Linked DNA regions of Homo sapiens: region 1 is linked to region 2. Evidence: chromatin loops called from intact Hi-C (ENCODE). Cell type or tissue: endothelial cell of umbilical vein. All regions are shown on one strand. Each heading gives the region's core, and the rest is flanking DNA. Links, peaks and the distances in the headings are about the cores only.

Region 1 (8,343 bases), core at 256-8,255, 52 kb after region 2:
AATCCTAAGGCCCTTAAGAATTATGCTAAATCTACTCTGCATGTGCTCTATAAATGGAACAACAAAGCCTGGGTGACGGCACGTCTGTTAATAGAATGGTTTACTGAATATTTTATGCCCATTGTTGAGACCTGCTGCTCACCAAAAAAGATTCCTTTCAAAATAGTACTGCTTATTGACAGTGTGCCTGGTCATCCATGAGCTCTTATGGAAATGTACAAGCAGATTAATGTTTTCACAGCTGCTAACACAGTATCTATTCTGAAGCCCATGGATCAAGGAATGACTTTCAAGTCTTGTTATTTAAGAAATACATTTTGTAAGGTGATAGCTGTCATAGATAATGATTCCTTTGATGGATCTGGACAAGGTACATTAGAAACCTTCTGGAAAGCATTCACCATTCTAGAAGCCATTAAGAACATTCATGATTCATAAGAGGAGGTCAAAATATCAACATTAACAGGAGTTTGGAAGAAATTGATTGCAACCGTCAGGAATGACTTTGAGGTGTTCAAGACCTATATGGAGGATGTAACTGCAGAGTGGTGAAAATAGCAAGAGAGCTAGAATTAGAAGTGAACCCTGAAGATGTATCTGAATTGTTGCTATCTCATGATAAAACTTGAATAGGTGAGGAGTTGCTTCTTATGGGTGAGCAAAGAAAGCGGTTTCTTGAGATGGAATCTACTCCTGGTGAAGATGCTGTGAGCATCTTGAAATGACAAAAAAGGATTAAAAATATTCCATAAACTTAATTGAGAAAGCAGCACCAGGGTTTTGGAGAAGTTCTACTGTGGGTAAAATTCTATTAAACAGCATCGCATGCTTCAAAGAAACCTTTTGTGAAAGGAAGGGTCAATTAATGCACCAAACTTCAGTGTTGTCTTATTTTAAGAAATTGCCACAGCCACCCAAGTCTTTAGCAACCACCACCCTAATTAGCTAGCAGCCATCAACACTGAGGCAAGACCCTTTATCAGTAAAAAAGATTACAACTCGCTGAAGACTTAGATGATTGTTAGCATTTTTAGCAATAAATTATTTTAGTTAACATATATACTTTTTTACACATAAGGCAATTGCACACTTAGTAGACTGCAGTATAGTGTAAACATCACTTGTATATGCACTGGGAAACCAAAAAACTCATGGACTCACTTAATTGTGATATTTGCTTTATTGCGTGGCTTGGCACCAAAACTGCAGTATCTCTCAGGTATGCCTGTGGCTTTAATATGTAACATGCAATGAATAGGAAACTGGAAAAATGCAACCCAATTATCATGAGGAAAGATTACAATTAGCAATAATTTTGGTAGTTGAAAAAAAATAACTGCAAAGGAGAGTTGGGTAGTGAAGATCTGTCAATGTGTCTCCAGTGTGCCCATGGAAGTAGGTGCCAAATTGAGCTGGAACATGTGTTTCAGGCTATTTGACAGGTCTGGTCCTACAGAAAACAGTGTATGTGACAGAGACCTACTAGTTGTTTACCACACAGTTCCCTTTTCTTCCTGGGTACAGAATTGGACTATGTTAGCCTTCCTTGCAGGACATGATTTGAGAACTGGCTATAAAATGTGGGCAGAAGTAATAGATGCACTTCTAGGCCTGATTCCTTCATTATCTTCCCCTGTCTTTGAGCTAGATGCAAAAGAACCAGTGAGGGATTCCAAGATGCAGGGGATGGTAAAGCCATAAGAAGGAAGAAGACAGGATTTCCAAGTCATTATTTGGTGGAGAGCCACCTAGGAAAGATGACAGTCAGGAATATCTCCTTTAGACTGTTGCATGAACAAGAAACTTTTATTGCACCAAACCACTATTGATTGTTTCTAAAGTGCAATAATTAGACTCACCTGGCTAATGCAATATATCACACTATCACAATTTAAAGACATCTGTAAAATAATTAATCTACCTTAACTCTTCCTTAATTCTTTTTTTTTTTTTTTTTTTTTTTTTTGAGACAGAGTTTCACTCTTGTTGCCCAAGTTGGAGTGCAATGGTGCAATCTCGGCTCACTACAACCTCCGCCTCCCGGGTTCAAGCAATTCTCCTGCTTCAGCCTCCCGAGTAGCTGGCATTACAGGCAGCTATGTATAAAAAAGTATATATGTTAACTAAAATAATTTATTACTAAAAATGCTAACAATCATCTGAGCCTTCAGCCAGTTGTAATCTTTTTTACTGATAGAGGGTCTTGCCTCAGTGTTGATGGCTATGCCTGGCTAACTTTGTATTTTTTCAGTAGAGACGGTGTTTCTCTATGTTGGTCAGGCTGGTCTCGAACTCCCGACCTCAGGCGATCCACCTGCCTTGGCCTCCCAAAGTGTTGGGATTACAGGCGTGAGCCACCGCGCCCAGCCCTTTAATTCTTACTAAGTAACTTGCTTCCTGGAAAGAGATACCTAATTAGGTGACATGAGTATTCAGATTCACTAACTAGTATATTTTAACTGTGTAAATTAACAAGTTAGCATTCTTAGTTAATCTCTTGTATGTTTGGTTTAGATAAGTAGATCTTCCAAGACTTGGTTGACTAGGGCTGAACTGACAAATTGAGTTTCTAAACCAGCAAAACTGAACCCATAATCATCCAATCAAAGCTTGCACATTCCATGAGGCTTAGCTTGAAAAAATGAAGAAAGTGCTTCCCTCTTTGTCATCAAATACAAAAATACATGCCCATCATTATTTTGGTATTAAATATTTATGTATAATTATCACAGATGTTTAGTAAATCTATTTCTATAGAAACTGACTGGACAGTCTGGATAGTCCAAACCATCCAGAGGACACCCTCAAATCTGGAAGTAAGAGTTGCAAAAACAGCTATTGTAGAGTCCGCACCACCTCCTAGAACTTAGACCCAGCCCAGATCCTATGCACTTAGAAATGTCTCTTTTAAAATATTATGTTTTAGCAAGATTGGTTACCTGACACCATATAACAACCTTCAATCCTTCTAAATGTTAGAAAGCAGTAAATTAAATGCAAACAGGTGGTATGCTACTAAATGTGGATGCATTAACAATAGCCAAAATAGCAGCTGATACTAAAAGATGGAGACATAACTAAAATATATGCAGTTAACCTCTAAAAGTACAGCATTCTGGGGCAAACAACCCTTCATTAAACTAGGACTTTCTGAACTCAGAATGTACGTAGCACCTTGTTGATAATAGGGTGGACAGGAGACAAGAAATATGTGTAGTTTGTGTCATCAAGAAGCTTATAATTTAGTTGAGAAAAAAAAAAGAGAGGCCAGGCGCGGTGGCTCATGCCTATAATCCCAGCACTTTGGGAGGCTGAGGCAGGTAGATCACCTGAGGTCTGGAGTTCAAGACCAGCCTGGCCAACATTGTGAAACCCCATCCTTACTAAAAATACAAAAAAATATCCAGCTGAGGTGGCAGGCACCTGTAATCCCAGCTACATGGGAGGCTGAGGCAGGAGAATCACTTGAACCCAGGGGGCGGACGTTGCAATGAGCTGAGATCGCTCCACTGCACTCCGGCCTGGGCAACAAGAACAAAACTCTGTCCCAAAAAAAAAAAAAAAAAAAAGAAACAACGAAAAGAGAGAACATATGAAGCTTAATAACAATGATTTTGTTTAAAATATAAAGTAATAATACTAGGAATAAGGGCTGATGAAAGTGACAGGATAAAATATACTATATTTTATGACAGGAGATGATGACAGGAGAGATTATTCAGGGTAACTGGAGTAGCCAGAAAATGTTTTATAATAGAGGTTCTCTTCTTTCATTAGAAATTATGAGTTTAGTTGTTGTTTTAACGCCTAAAATAGCACATACAATAGAAATGTAAATAAAAGACCTTGGGGAGAGTCCCACTATTGCCTGAAGAATTTCTAACTAATGAATCATCAAAGAAACCAAGAGGAGGGAGGTAGGACTGGTAACATGAGCTGGTTGCCCATTTAGTACACTCAGGACATGTTCGTCATCCGTGCTCTAAGCTGAGAGCTGAAGATGTCCTTAAACAGGAAACAGGAACTTATTGTACAGCCTAAAAATGGAGCAGACACTTTGAAGTAGAAAAAGACCTCTAGTTTGCTTCTGGCTCAGTGACCAGACATGATTCTGAAGTTTCAGATAAAGGCAGATTTGTCATCAAAGCTCTGTAACTATCAGCCTCTTCATTTATTTGTTTATTCATTCATTTATTCAATAAACAATTATTAGATGCCTGCTGTAGATCCAGAACAACAATAACAAATAAGCTCCATTTCCTCTAAGAATATTCTGTGGGGAGGGGAGACATAGATAGGTCAATAGTTAGAACAAAAAAATGTGTGAAATGTATTGACAAAGGGATACGAAGGAGTGTGAGAACTCCCTGCTCTTTCACTTTCACAGTCATGCTTCTGTCCAGAGCACACGTCTCCTCTACATTCAATTTTTATCACCCATTTATACTCTATCCTTAGCCTCTGAACTCTCAGCCTAGATATTTTTTAGGAATGCTTCCTGAACCCCCAAACCTGGGCTGATGCTTCTATGAGTGCTTTTGGTGATCTGCATTGCCACAGAGGCACTTAGGACACAGCATTATGTCTGCCTGCAAACCCATCCCTAGACAACCATCTACACAAGGGTTAGGATTGCTTTTTTTTTTTTTTTTTGCTCCAGCACTGCCCCCATTCTTATCTCTGTGTTTTGCACATAAGCAATACGTGCTTGAAAGAATTAATCTAGTAATTAAGGATTAAATTTATTATTCCAAATATTCTAAGGAGTACATAACACATATTAGAACAATGTCTATTGTGAACTCTTGAAATGCATTTTACAAAGCACTTGAGTAAGCTTTAGTTATCTGGAAAATTCACTTGTATGGAAACTTCATTCCATGAAAGTGCTGGGTGAATTGTACTAGGGTAGATGAATTATTCACGCTTTCAAACTTGTAAACAGTAAATCAAACAGCTGCCGAGATATTCTTCCAATCCTCAATTAACTATGGTGACCAATGGGGAAAATATTTAGTAATAGTTAAACCAAATCCACTGAAAACCTTCCAGTGGAATTCTAACGTTCTTATTATGTCTTTTACCAGTGCTGTTACACATTGTTGAAAATGTCTTTTTTTTTTCTGTCTTCTCCCTTTTCCTCTGGCAAGTGTACTTATGAATAAGAAAATGGTCAGAAGACCACAAAAGATAGAGCCTCGCATTGAAACACAGCATAAAATACTAAAACAAAGTGGCATTGATCTGGGAATTCTGCAAAAATTTAGAATTTTTTTTGATCACGATATTACAATAATTATTAACATAAATAAGCAAGAGAGAGTTTTGTTGTAATAGCAATCCCTGTGCAGAAGGGCTTCAGAAGGATTTCACCTCTATAATGACAAAGCTGGTAGTTTGTAGTAATAGTAAAAAAAAATCACAAAAACTGTTAACAATAAACGTTTTTTTTTAAAAGGCCCAAAGGTGGAAAAAACATGCTGGATCCACAGAAAAACTTATACACAAATGTTTATAGCAGCATTATTCATAACAGACAAAAGGTGGAAATGATCCAAATATCTATCAACTGATAAATGGATAAACAAATGGTGGTATATCCATATAATGGGATATGATTTGGCAATAAAAAGGAATGAAGTAGAGTTACATGCTATATCATGGATGAGCCTTGAAATCGTTATGCTAATTGAAAAGTCACAAAATACTGCATATACACTTTTATTTATGTGAAATGACCAGAAGAGACAAATCTATAGAGGTAGGGAATACATTAGTGGTTGCTTAGGGCTGGGCATATGGGAGGCTGCAGGCATGACAGCTAAAGGGTATGGGGTTTCTAAAACTGACTGTGGTGATGATTACACATCTGTGAATACACTAAAAAACACTGGATTGTACACTTTAAATAGGTGAATTTTATGGTATGTGAATTATATCTCAGTAAAGCTGTTCTTAAAAGGCAATCTACTGGAAACAGAGTAAAAATTTATTGGCCAGGAGAAATCATACCTCATTAATATTTTAAAATATTTTACATGAGCAACTAGGCATATGTAAATAAAGAATGAGTGATCTACTTTTATCTTCAAGAAGACACAAGTGAAAGTCCATACCAAATACTATTCTAAATCAAGTCCTCATGAAATGGGGCAAAGATGAGTCTGGTTTGTCTTAGAAAAGAAATAGTTTTGAAACACCAAAACAAATACAATGGAAAAAATATAAAAAGAAGGATTCTTTCCAAGATTGCAGCTAAAGCTTGCCTTATCTATTATTTTTTTCATCAATCTGGAATTTCGTGAGAAGGTTTACTTGTTTTTATACAACTCTAACATTTTTCAAGTAAGGAAAAAATAAATCAGTGCAGATAGAACACAAATATATTTCCAAAAAATGGTCTAATTTAATGGGAGCATTAAAAAAATCCTCAGGCTTGTCATATAACAGTTAAAGAAATTCAATGGCTTATCTGATAAAAGAAAAAACAAAAAGGAAGGAAGGAAGGAAGGAAACTTACACATTGATCTTCCAATTGTTGGGCATGCGACCCTTCTCCTTTGGATATGGGTATTTATGATAAATCAGTCAGTCAAGATAAATCATTGAAAAGAATATCTCAAGGTATAACAGTTCTGATTGTAGATGAAGATTTGGAATCATCAATAAATTATTTAAGAGATCACTTAGCTGAAGTTTACATAAGTTCCAGCTTTACTGTTGCATCTTTATACTTATATTAGTTTAATGTGGTACATCAATTCAAAGAAGAAATAAATCAATTAATAATATTTACCTTCTTTTTCTGACCTATTAAATAACACACTGCTTGTTATATTATCTTCAGTCCATTTAACTGGGATATTCCATGTATAACTAAAATTTTTTTAAAAAGAAAAATTTAACTTTTATTACTAAAAGATAAAATTTCAAGAGTAAAAATCACTAAAAAGCAATAGACAAGTATATTTTTCTTTTAAATGATTATCTAGTCCATACTACACAATTAATGTAGTTAATACAACATTTTAGTGATGAAGATAAGCTGTGTAACTGTTCTCAATTTCTATAAATCTATAAAATTTAGAAATTGCATCAAAAATTAGCTAAGCATGAAAAAGATTATTTCAATAACATGCTTTGGCATTTTAGAATAAAGATATTGCATAAATTACACAAATATAATACATCTTATTATAATATTGAACATTCACACACATACTTGCACACAGTCTAATATGCTACCATTTCCATCAAGGAACACAAAACATTTTTAGAAATTAGAAGACAAATAGTAAACTCTGTGAAGGAAATAACACATTTTAGAAATTATGCTGAAAGTCTACCACCACCATCATCCCCTAAAGCCTCTCATACCCTCCCCTAAATATCCCCTATTTAGAACTAGAACTGAAGTGCTCAAGGGAAGAATCATCAGGTAAGCATGTTTCAGGAGTTTTCAGTGCTTCTCTTTAGCTACTTAGTATTTTCCTGCAGAGTGGGTAGGTGGGAGTTAACTTTGTATTTTGATATATACACTTAACAGTTTTGTCTTGAAATCTCATTTTTTTTGGTTTGTTCTTATATCATCTCATATCAGAAAATGCAGATCTGGAGAGAAGGTGAATCTACGTACCATTGGCTGGTTTAGGTTTCAACTCAAAGTTGGTTTATCTGTCAACATTCAATTCCCTAACAGAGAATTAGGGTTAACATTTCACCTTTTCAAGATATAACAAAATGTATGTCATTCAAGGAGAATATATTTTTGCTATATACCTGAAAGAAGTAATCCCTTGTTTTATAACTATTGAAGTGTTTTACAGGATTGAGTTTTTTTAAAATCAGCTCCTTTGGAGCATTTTACTGCAGTGGAATGTTTTTGGCTATACGTTTCATAAAACCAACACATAAATTGCTTCTTGGGCCTTATAGTGGACACTGTCAGTGCTTCCTCCTTATCTCCTTAGACCCCTTTCTCTCTTTTTTTTTCTTTTTAGACGGAGTTTCATTCTTGTTGCCCAGGCTGGAGTGCAATGGCACGGACTCGGCTCACTGCAACCTCCGCCTACCAGGTTCAAGTGATTCTCCTGCCTAAGCCTCCCAAGTAGCTGGGATTACAGGCACCTGCCACCACACCCAACCAATTTTTTTGTATTTTTAGTAGAGACGGGGTTTCACTATGTTGGCCAGGTTGGTCTCGAACTCCTGACCTCAGGTGATCCACCTGCCTCGGCCTCCCAAAGTGCTGGGATTACAGGCATAAGCCACTGTGCCCGGCCCCCTTTGTCATTTTTGTACACCTTGGATACCAGTGTGCTTTCCCTGCCTACAATCAATACC
Region 2 (8,343 bases), core at 172-8,171:
TGATAATAACTCAAATTTTACTTTATTTTCAAAGGCCAAATCTATATCATTAAACATTAACATTTAACATCTAATCAAAACAATATAATTAGTCATACTTGTAACAATATTATTAATTGTATTAATTCCATATTAATTTTTACTTAAAAACATTTTCCTGGCAAAAACAAGAGTATGAAACATATCAAATAGGATGGAAATCTAAGTGAACTGTTGAGGTTGTCATAAATAGCTAGTAATAGAAATGTATAGCAGAAATGTGACTAGGCCTGAACATCTATCACTTAATTGGTTAACTACAATAAGTATCTTTATTCAATTGAGTCTGGAGTTTATTTGCATTTATGACCAGATGCTTGGAAACTAACTATTATTGCTGTGATTGTTGTTGAACTTTTAATGAATTACATGCTGCACCAATTTTAGCGGACCGTAATTTCTTCTCTAAAAGTACAAATGTGTGAAAATTACAACAAAATGGAAATGCTGACAGATGTTCAGCTAAAGTATCACTACCTTGGACTTATTCCATATTGTGTTTTCAAGCCCTGTTTTTCTCCTCAGATAGTTTAAGAAAACCTCTAAACAACTCTTGAAATGACAGTACATCTTCAATAAGATCTCTCATGAATTCTGCACATTTTAATTCTCAAATTATGTTAAATGTCTAGATCCACTCTAGGATGACTAAATATATAGAACTAAGTAATACAATTTACTAAAAAGAATTGCTCCCTCTAGTGAAGTCACAATATTATTTCATTTCCTGGCACTCCTGTACTGAGTAATTTAATAAATGTTATAAGTGATGATGACTATTATGTTGATGATAGTGGTCTGGCCTACTTTTGTGATATTAAATTTTAATGTTTTCTGTGCTTGAAAACAGGAAAGTTAATAATGGTTGATTACAGCTGTTTACTGGATATTTTAGAACATTACATTTAAAAACTCTGTGTTGAAAAAGTAATTTATTTCTAAAACTCTTGAGATTATTTCTGAAACACTATTGGTACTATGTGATGTTGAGGCCTATGACAAAGTTGACATTAGCAGAGTAAAGAGGGGAATTAATGCAATTGTCCTAATAATTAAAAGTGTTCTGGGGAAAGTAAGTTTAACTGGAAATCTAATTTTAGCCATAATGCCTATCTTTGCTCTGGTTACCATATACCTAAGAAAAATTAGACATTATCAATCTTATTCCTCTCTACTAGTCAGAAATATTGTGCAACTAATCATACAGATGTAAGATATTTGAAATTATTGGACTTGTATTTAAATTGCTGTTACAACACCTGAATATAAATCAAAATAGTGGGGCTGCTGTAAAAGGACAAGTATTATTTAATTCTCAATTTGTTAATGCAGATCTGGCCTTACTTCATTTTAAATCACAGGAAAGAGAAATCAAAATGGAAAAGTTATCCAGGTGATTACATTTATACAAGTGATTAACTTAAATGTGACAATAATAATAAAGAAGAACAAAACAAAATCAGTGAGGAGATTCACTTTTCCTTCCAAGTAGGACCGCATTTTCTGGGGAATTTGAATTACCTGGATAATTATTTCTGTACTCCACCACTTTGTCTGAAAAGGCAAAGCATTTTTACAATAATAGCCCGGTTACCAGTCCCATCAAGTTACTGTTTTTCTGTATCAATAATAATAGAGTAATTCCACCAAATTTTATGTAGTTTTCGCCTTCCAAGTGCTTAGCAAATATTAATTCATCAATGTAGCATTCCTATGAGGAGGTAAGAATTTTTAATAAAAAAATATAATCTAGATTAATTTACTTGAAAGCACACATGTAAGAGAAGCAGAGAAGCTCTAAAAAATTAAATGATTATATAAGGATATGAAAGAAGGCAATATTATTTTATGGTTCATTCTCTCTCCAAGTAATTTGAAGAGAAGCTCTTGGGAGTAACAGGCCCGTCAAGGTTTAAAAAGATTTTGTCTACAGTCTCGTCTTTCAAGTGAAGGAACAATTAGCAATATTTCCATGGAGACGTGACCAAGTCCCAGGCCAAGAACAACCCTCGCCCCAGGCACCCAGCCCAGGCCCTTCCTGGGGTTCACTGGACCCCGCCAAGAGCAGAAGCCTCGTGTCCCGCACGCTGGGCACCCGCATGAGGCTGCCTGTGGCTGCTCCGCAAGGTCCTCGAGGCAGAAATCTCGGTGGGCGGAACCCAGTTCGATGCTGTCAAGGCTGCCAGTCTCCTCCACACCTTCCCGGAGGCCTCCTCCTTTCCCTCCAAGGCCAAGTGCGCCATTTATTTTGAGAAGCCTGAGGCTTCGTCCTCGTCCTGGGGACCTTTCCGCGCACATCTCTTGCTCCTGCATCCTAGAGGGAACGGCGCTCTGACCTGGAGGAGGCACTAGCCCGACGCTGGACGCACGGAATCCTGAGAACAGGCGGGCTGGGAGCACTGGTGGGCCAGGGCTGCGGCGTCCCAGGCAGGGTCGGGCCTCGCCTTCGCTGCGTTCCCAAGCGAGGCCCTAGAGGAAGGGGCGGAGAGGGTGATCCTCTGAGGCTCCTGAGGACCGGGAAGGGTGTCCACACCCGGGAAAGGGAGGCTATTGTTTTGGCCTTTTACTATTCCACGCTTTCTCCAAAAGCCTGGTTAAAAGTCAAGGGAAGGGCCGGGTGCGGTAGGTCACGCCTGTAATCCCAGCACTTTGGGAGGCCAAGGTGGGCGGATCACGAGGTCAGGAGATCGAGACTATCCTGGCTAACAAGGTGAGACCCCATCTCTACTAAAAATACAAAAAATTAGCAGGGCGTGGTGGCGGGCGCCTGTAGTCCCAGCTACTCGGGAGTCTGAGGCAGGAGAATGGCGTGAACCCGGGAGGCGGAGGTTGCAGTGAGCCGAGATGGCGTCACTGCACTCCAGCCTGGCGACAGAGAGACACTCGTCAAAACAAACAAACAAAAAAGTCCAGGGAAGTGGTTGGTGGTAGGTAAAGTTCCTTGGTCTCTCTGATGGGGTGACTTCTATCCACCCTGAGTCACCCGTTTGTGTCCCAGCTTTCAGCAGTTTCCCCCCAGCTCCCTGGTACTGTCCGTTGTGAAAATTTGAAACGAAAAAAAATCTGCCCTTGGGTGTTCCTAAAACTTTCTGATTGTTTCTCTGGATAGTGGACAGCTGCCATGATAGGCAATCCTCACACCGTATCACGGCGTGTTGAGTTTATCCCAAGATAACAGCGTCTTTGTAGCAATAACTGATGAGGAAGAACATTTTATTTATTCATTTATTTTTAATTTCATAAGTGATGAGAAACCAAGGGTTTGGATGATAGAGTTCCGAGGAAGGAGAAACGCAGGTGTGTAAAACGAGACATTTGGCATATTCAGTGTTGGAGAAAGGTGCTCCTTTTGGAAAGATGAAGTTCAGGGAAATTCATTGTTTCTCAGGTATTTCTGTTTTCCTTAGGATATTTCTAGTTTTGATCACCCTCATTTAAGGAGACAGAAAAAGCTAAGTGAGAACTGAACTTCAGTTCATCAAATCTGTCTTCATTTAGGCTTCAGTCAATCCTTTGTTCTTTGAAAAAAAATCCTCCCCCACCACATCCTACCCCACCATGATATTATAATAGTCCAGCTAAACTACGTATAAAAAAGAATATAAATAAAATATAAGTATTAAGAACACTCAAAGCCGGGTGAAATTATTCATACTTGCAAAAGTTGATGAGCTAATTTGGCTCTGAGCTTGCTTAGAGCAAGCAGTAAAAAATAGAAGGCATTTTGGTTTCTGCAAGGCTACTTTGTAAAATCTTTGATCTGCCACTAGAGGCTGCTCTTAATTCTTAATATGTCAGGACTAATCCAGTGAGAAGTTTTTTTTCCTCACAGCCAGTAAGGAACTGGAGATTACTTTAGAAGCTGCATTTCTTTGCTGTTATTTGATGTCTTTTTCCCGCGAACCGTTCTTTTTCCCTCCCTCTCTCTCTTCCCTCCCTTCCTTCCTTCCCTCCTTCCTTCCTTCTTTCTTTCTTTCTTGGGAGAGGCAGAATGGCACTACGTCAGTTCTGTTTGATTTTGGCTTGCATCCAAATAGAAAATAAAGACACTCTTAGTTTGGGCTTACGCTTTTGTATTTCAGCACAGTACATAGGCTTACGGTGTTTTTGGTTGCCGTTACCAAATTTTCCTTTTTGCAATTTGAAAGACAGCCTGATCAACATAGTGAAACCCTGTCTCTACTAAAAATACAAAAAAAAAAAAATTATACAGGTGTGGGGGCGGTCGCCTGTAATCCCAGCTATTCGGGAGGCTGAGGCAGGAGAATTGCTTGAACCCAGGAGGCGGAGGTTGCAGTGAGCTGAGATCACACCATTGAACTCCAGCCTGGGCAACAACAGCAAAACTCCATCTCAAAAAAAAAAAAAAAAAAAAAGGAACTCATTCAGAATTCAACAGCAACCAAGGAGTGAAGCTGAGAGCAGATCTGATTTGCGTGATGCCAAAGCTCACCTTCTTTTTAATTCATCACACTATAAGTTTAGCAAGGACGGGCCAGGTGTGGTGGCTCATGCCTGTAATCCCAGCATTTTGAGAGGCCAAGGGGGGCAGATCATGGGGTCAGGATATCGAGACCATCCTGGCTAACACGGTGAAACCCCATCTCTACTAAAAATACAAAAAATTAGCTGGGCATGTTGGCACATGCCTGTAGTCCCAGCTACTCAGGAGGCTGAGGCAGGAGGATCGCTTGAACCAGGGAGGCGGATGTTGCAGTGAGCCAAGATGGTGCCACTGCACTCCAGCCCGGGCGACAGAGTGAGACTCTGTCTCAAAAAAAAAAAAAAAAAAAAAAAAGAAGTTTAGCAAGGACAAAAGTATTATTAAGGAATCATCCATACATTTGATAGTTATTGAATTTTATTTTTATTAGCTAAAGTCTATACTTCATTCAGATTACCTTGGGTTTTATCTAATATCCTTTTTCTGTTCGAGGATCCCAACTACGACACCACATTACATTTAGTTGTTTTAGGGCTCCCTGGGTTCCTCTTGGTTGAAACAGTTTCTCACACTTTCACTTTTTTTTTTTTAATCTTGACAGTTTTGAGTAGTGGTCAGACATTTTGTAGAATGTTTCTCAATTGTGATTTGTCTGATATTTTTCTCATGATTAGTCTAGGGTTATGGGTTTGTGGAGGATGGCCACAGAAGTAAAGTGCCATCTTCATTATATCATATCAAGGGTACACGTCAATATGATTTGTCACTGTTAATGTTGATCTGGAACACCTGGCTGTGGTATTGTTTCTCAAGTTCTCCACTTTACTGTCATTTTGTGTAGAGATTACATGTCCCTTTTTTGTCCAGGCTGGTCTCGAACTCCTGAGCTCAGGTGATCCTCCCTCATTGGCCTCCCAGAGTGCTGGGATTATAGGCACGAACCACTGCACCTGGCCCAGATATCTTCCCCCCGCCACTCCCTTTTTTTATTGTATTTTTTGGGAGGAAGTCACTCTGCGCAGTCTGCTTTTATTTATTTATTTATTTATTTATTTATTTTATTTTATTTTTATTTTTTTGAGACGGAGTCTTGCTCTGTCGCCCAGGCTGGAGTGCAGTGGCACAATCTCGGCTCACTGCAAGCTCCGCCTCCCGGGTTCACGCCATTCTCCTGCCTCAGCCTCCCGAGTAGCTGGGACTACAGGTGCCTGCCACCACGCCCGGCTAATTTTTTGTATTTTTAGTAGAGACGGGGTTTCACCGTGTTAGTCAGGATGGTCGCGATCTCCTGACCTCGTGATCCGCCCGCCTCGGCCTCCCAAAGTGCTGGGATTACAGGCGTGAGCCACCGCGCCGGCCCACAGTCTGCTTTTAAGGAAGGGATAGCTATGCCTTACTTCCTTGAGGCAGAAGCAACTACATCACTTATTTGGACTTCTGCATAGGAGATTGTGTCTCCCATTTATTGATTTATACATTTATTTATATCACTATGGACTCATGGATATTTATTTTATAATTTGGGTTACAATTCAATACTATGTTATTTATTTTCTTGCCCCAGTTGGTCCAGCTTTGGCCACTGGGAGCTCTTTCAGTTGGCTTCTGTGTCCCTCTGACATACTCCAATCATGAAGTTCTTTTATTTTGCTTTGTTTGGTTTTTGAGCACTTCCTTGCTTTCTGATGCTATAAGATGCTACTGGCTCATCTTGTATATTTCCTGCCCCAGTCCTAGAATGAGCCATTTCTCCAAGGAGCCCTGGTTTCTTTTATGGGAGAATGGTGCTAAATGTGCTCCATACTACTGTGTCATTGCTTCTAGTGTTCGTCAACTGACAGAGCAAGGAAAAACATGTGTATATACTGACCCCTATATATACACATAGCTATAAATATCTCTATATGTGACCATTTGTCTCTACATTAAGCTAAGCATGAGTTAATACTGATGCCTTAAACTCTAATCCATTACCACATGGCTCATTCTAGCCTCCTTCCCTTGCTTGTCTGTAACCTCTCACTCCGGTAGTGTGAAACCTGGGTCCTGCCATCTTCTATTTGTGTAATTGTTCAATTCCACCATATATGTAGGGCAGATCAGAATTGTTAATCAATATTCCCATGGACAATAACAGTCAACTAAAGTACAGTGCTTATGTATAGTTTCTTTTGCACTCAATCTTGCAAATTTCATTCATTTTCATAGTTACAGAGGTCAGCACTTTTCCCCCGACCCCTTTAAATGAGGTTGTAAATGTACTTGTAATACAGTTAGTTTTGGTTACTTTTTGTATTTGATCTGGGACCCCCCCCCTAAAGCCCCTAAATGACTTTTTTTATTTGCACATATTAAGGTTTATTCCTGTGCTGTATATTCTCTAGGTTTTGACAAATGCTTAATGCCATGTATCCACCATCACAATATCATCCAGTAGTTTCATTGCCCTGAAATATCCCCTGTGCTTCACCTATTTACCTCTCCCCCAGCCTCAAGCCCCTGGCAGCCACTGATCTTTTTACCATCTCTATGGTTTTGCTTTCCAGAATTGTATATAGTTGGAATCATACAGCACATACCCTTTCAAACTGGCTTCTTTCACTTAGTAATAGTCTCTGAAGATTCATTCATGCCTTTTTATAAGTTGATAGCTCCTTTTATTGATGAATAATATTCCATTTTGTAGATTTATCATAGTTTGTTTTTCCATTCACTTATTGAAGGGCATTTTTGTTGCTTTCAGCTTTTGGCTATTATGCATAAATCTGCTATAGACATTCATATGCAGGTTTTTTTGTGGACATAAACTTTCAAATAAGCTAGGTAAATGGCTAGGAGTGCAATTGCTGGATCATATGGTAAGATTATGTTTAGCTTTGTTAGAAACATTGTCATCCAAAAAGTACCATTTTGTGTTCCCAGCACCAATGAGTAAGTTCCTGGCCAGGCGTGGTGGTTCATGCCTGTAATCCCAGCACTTTGGGAGGCCAAGGAGGGCAGATCACGAGGTCAGGAGTTTGAGACCAGCCTGGCCAATATGGCGAAACCTCATCTCTACTAAAAATACAAAAATTAGCCGGGCGTGGTGGCACACACTCGAAGTCCCAGCTACTCGGGAGGCTGAGACAGGAGAATTGCTTGAACCTGGGAGGCGGAGGTTGCAGTGAGCCGAGATTGCGTCATTGCACTTTGGCCTGGGTGACAGAGCAAGACTCTGTCTCAAAAAAAAAAAAAAAGTTTCTTCCTACTGCTCCACATCAATTGGTATTGCTAGTTTTTAAATTTTAGCCATTTAATAGGTTTGTAGTGATATGTCACTTTTCAATTTCCTAATGACAAATGATGGTGAGTATATTTTCATATGTTAATTTACCATCTACATATTTTAATCAGTAAACTGTCTTTCAGATCTTCATTGGTAAACAGTTTGTTCAGGCTTTTTTTTACTTTAATACATCAAAAGTTTACTTCTTATTTTTATTTATTTATTTTGAGACAGGGTCTCACTCTGTTGCTCAGGCTGGAGTACAGTTGTGCAATTAGGGCTTACTGCAGCCTCGACCTCCTGGGCTCAAGTGATACTCCCACCTCAGGCTGCCCTTGTCTCCCCACCCCCAGTAGCCGGGACTACAGGTATACACCACCACGCCCAGCTAATTTAAAAAAACGATTTTTTTTGTAGAGATGGGGTATCTCTGTGTTGCCCAGGCTAGTATGGAACTCCTGGGCTCAAGTGATTCTCCCGCTCAGCCTCCCAAACTGCTGGGAAAATGTTTACTTCTTACTCATGTTAAATGTCCATTGAGGTATGGTTGAGGGCTCTTTTTCACACATAACTGTTCTTCTCAAACTAGGCTGAT

Evidence for each region. A loop is a pair of places that touch in the nucleus more often than their neighbours do. Peaks named below come from ENCODE experiments on the same cell type or tissue, not always from the same donor. Only the 100,000 strongest peaks of a DNase experiment are listed, where the experiment ranks them.
Region 1: a loop joins it to region 2, with 6 times the contacts of the local background. A loop is called at or near these places in 5 of 110 quality-filtered maps.

Annotation. Positions count from the first base shown.
Region 1 is chr4:110,529,731-110,538,073 of GRCh38, reverse strand. It overlaps ENPEP (glutamyl aminopeptidase), which reads right to left. Exons shown (of 20, transcript NM_001977.4): 11 at 6,797-6,876. Among named protein-coding and RNA genes, the nearest start is that of ENPEP, 58 kb to the right of the region's middle. In endothelial cell of umbilical vein, for the core only: no CTCF peak of the experiment used is centred there; a DNase peak (open chromatin) is centred at 3,973; H3K27ac peaks cover 2,325 bases.
Region 2 is chr4:110,581,898-110,590,240 of GRCh38, reverse strand. No RefSeq gene overlaps it. Among named protein-coding and RNA genes, the nearest start is that of PANCR, 29 kb to the left of the region's middle. RefSeq lists a silencer at 2,034-2,328. In endothelial cell of umbilical vein, for the core only: a CTCF peak has its summit at 3,800 (motif pointing right); a DNase peak (open chromatin) is centred at 3,940.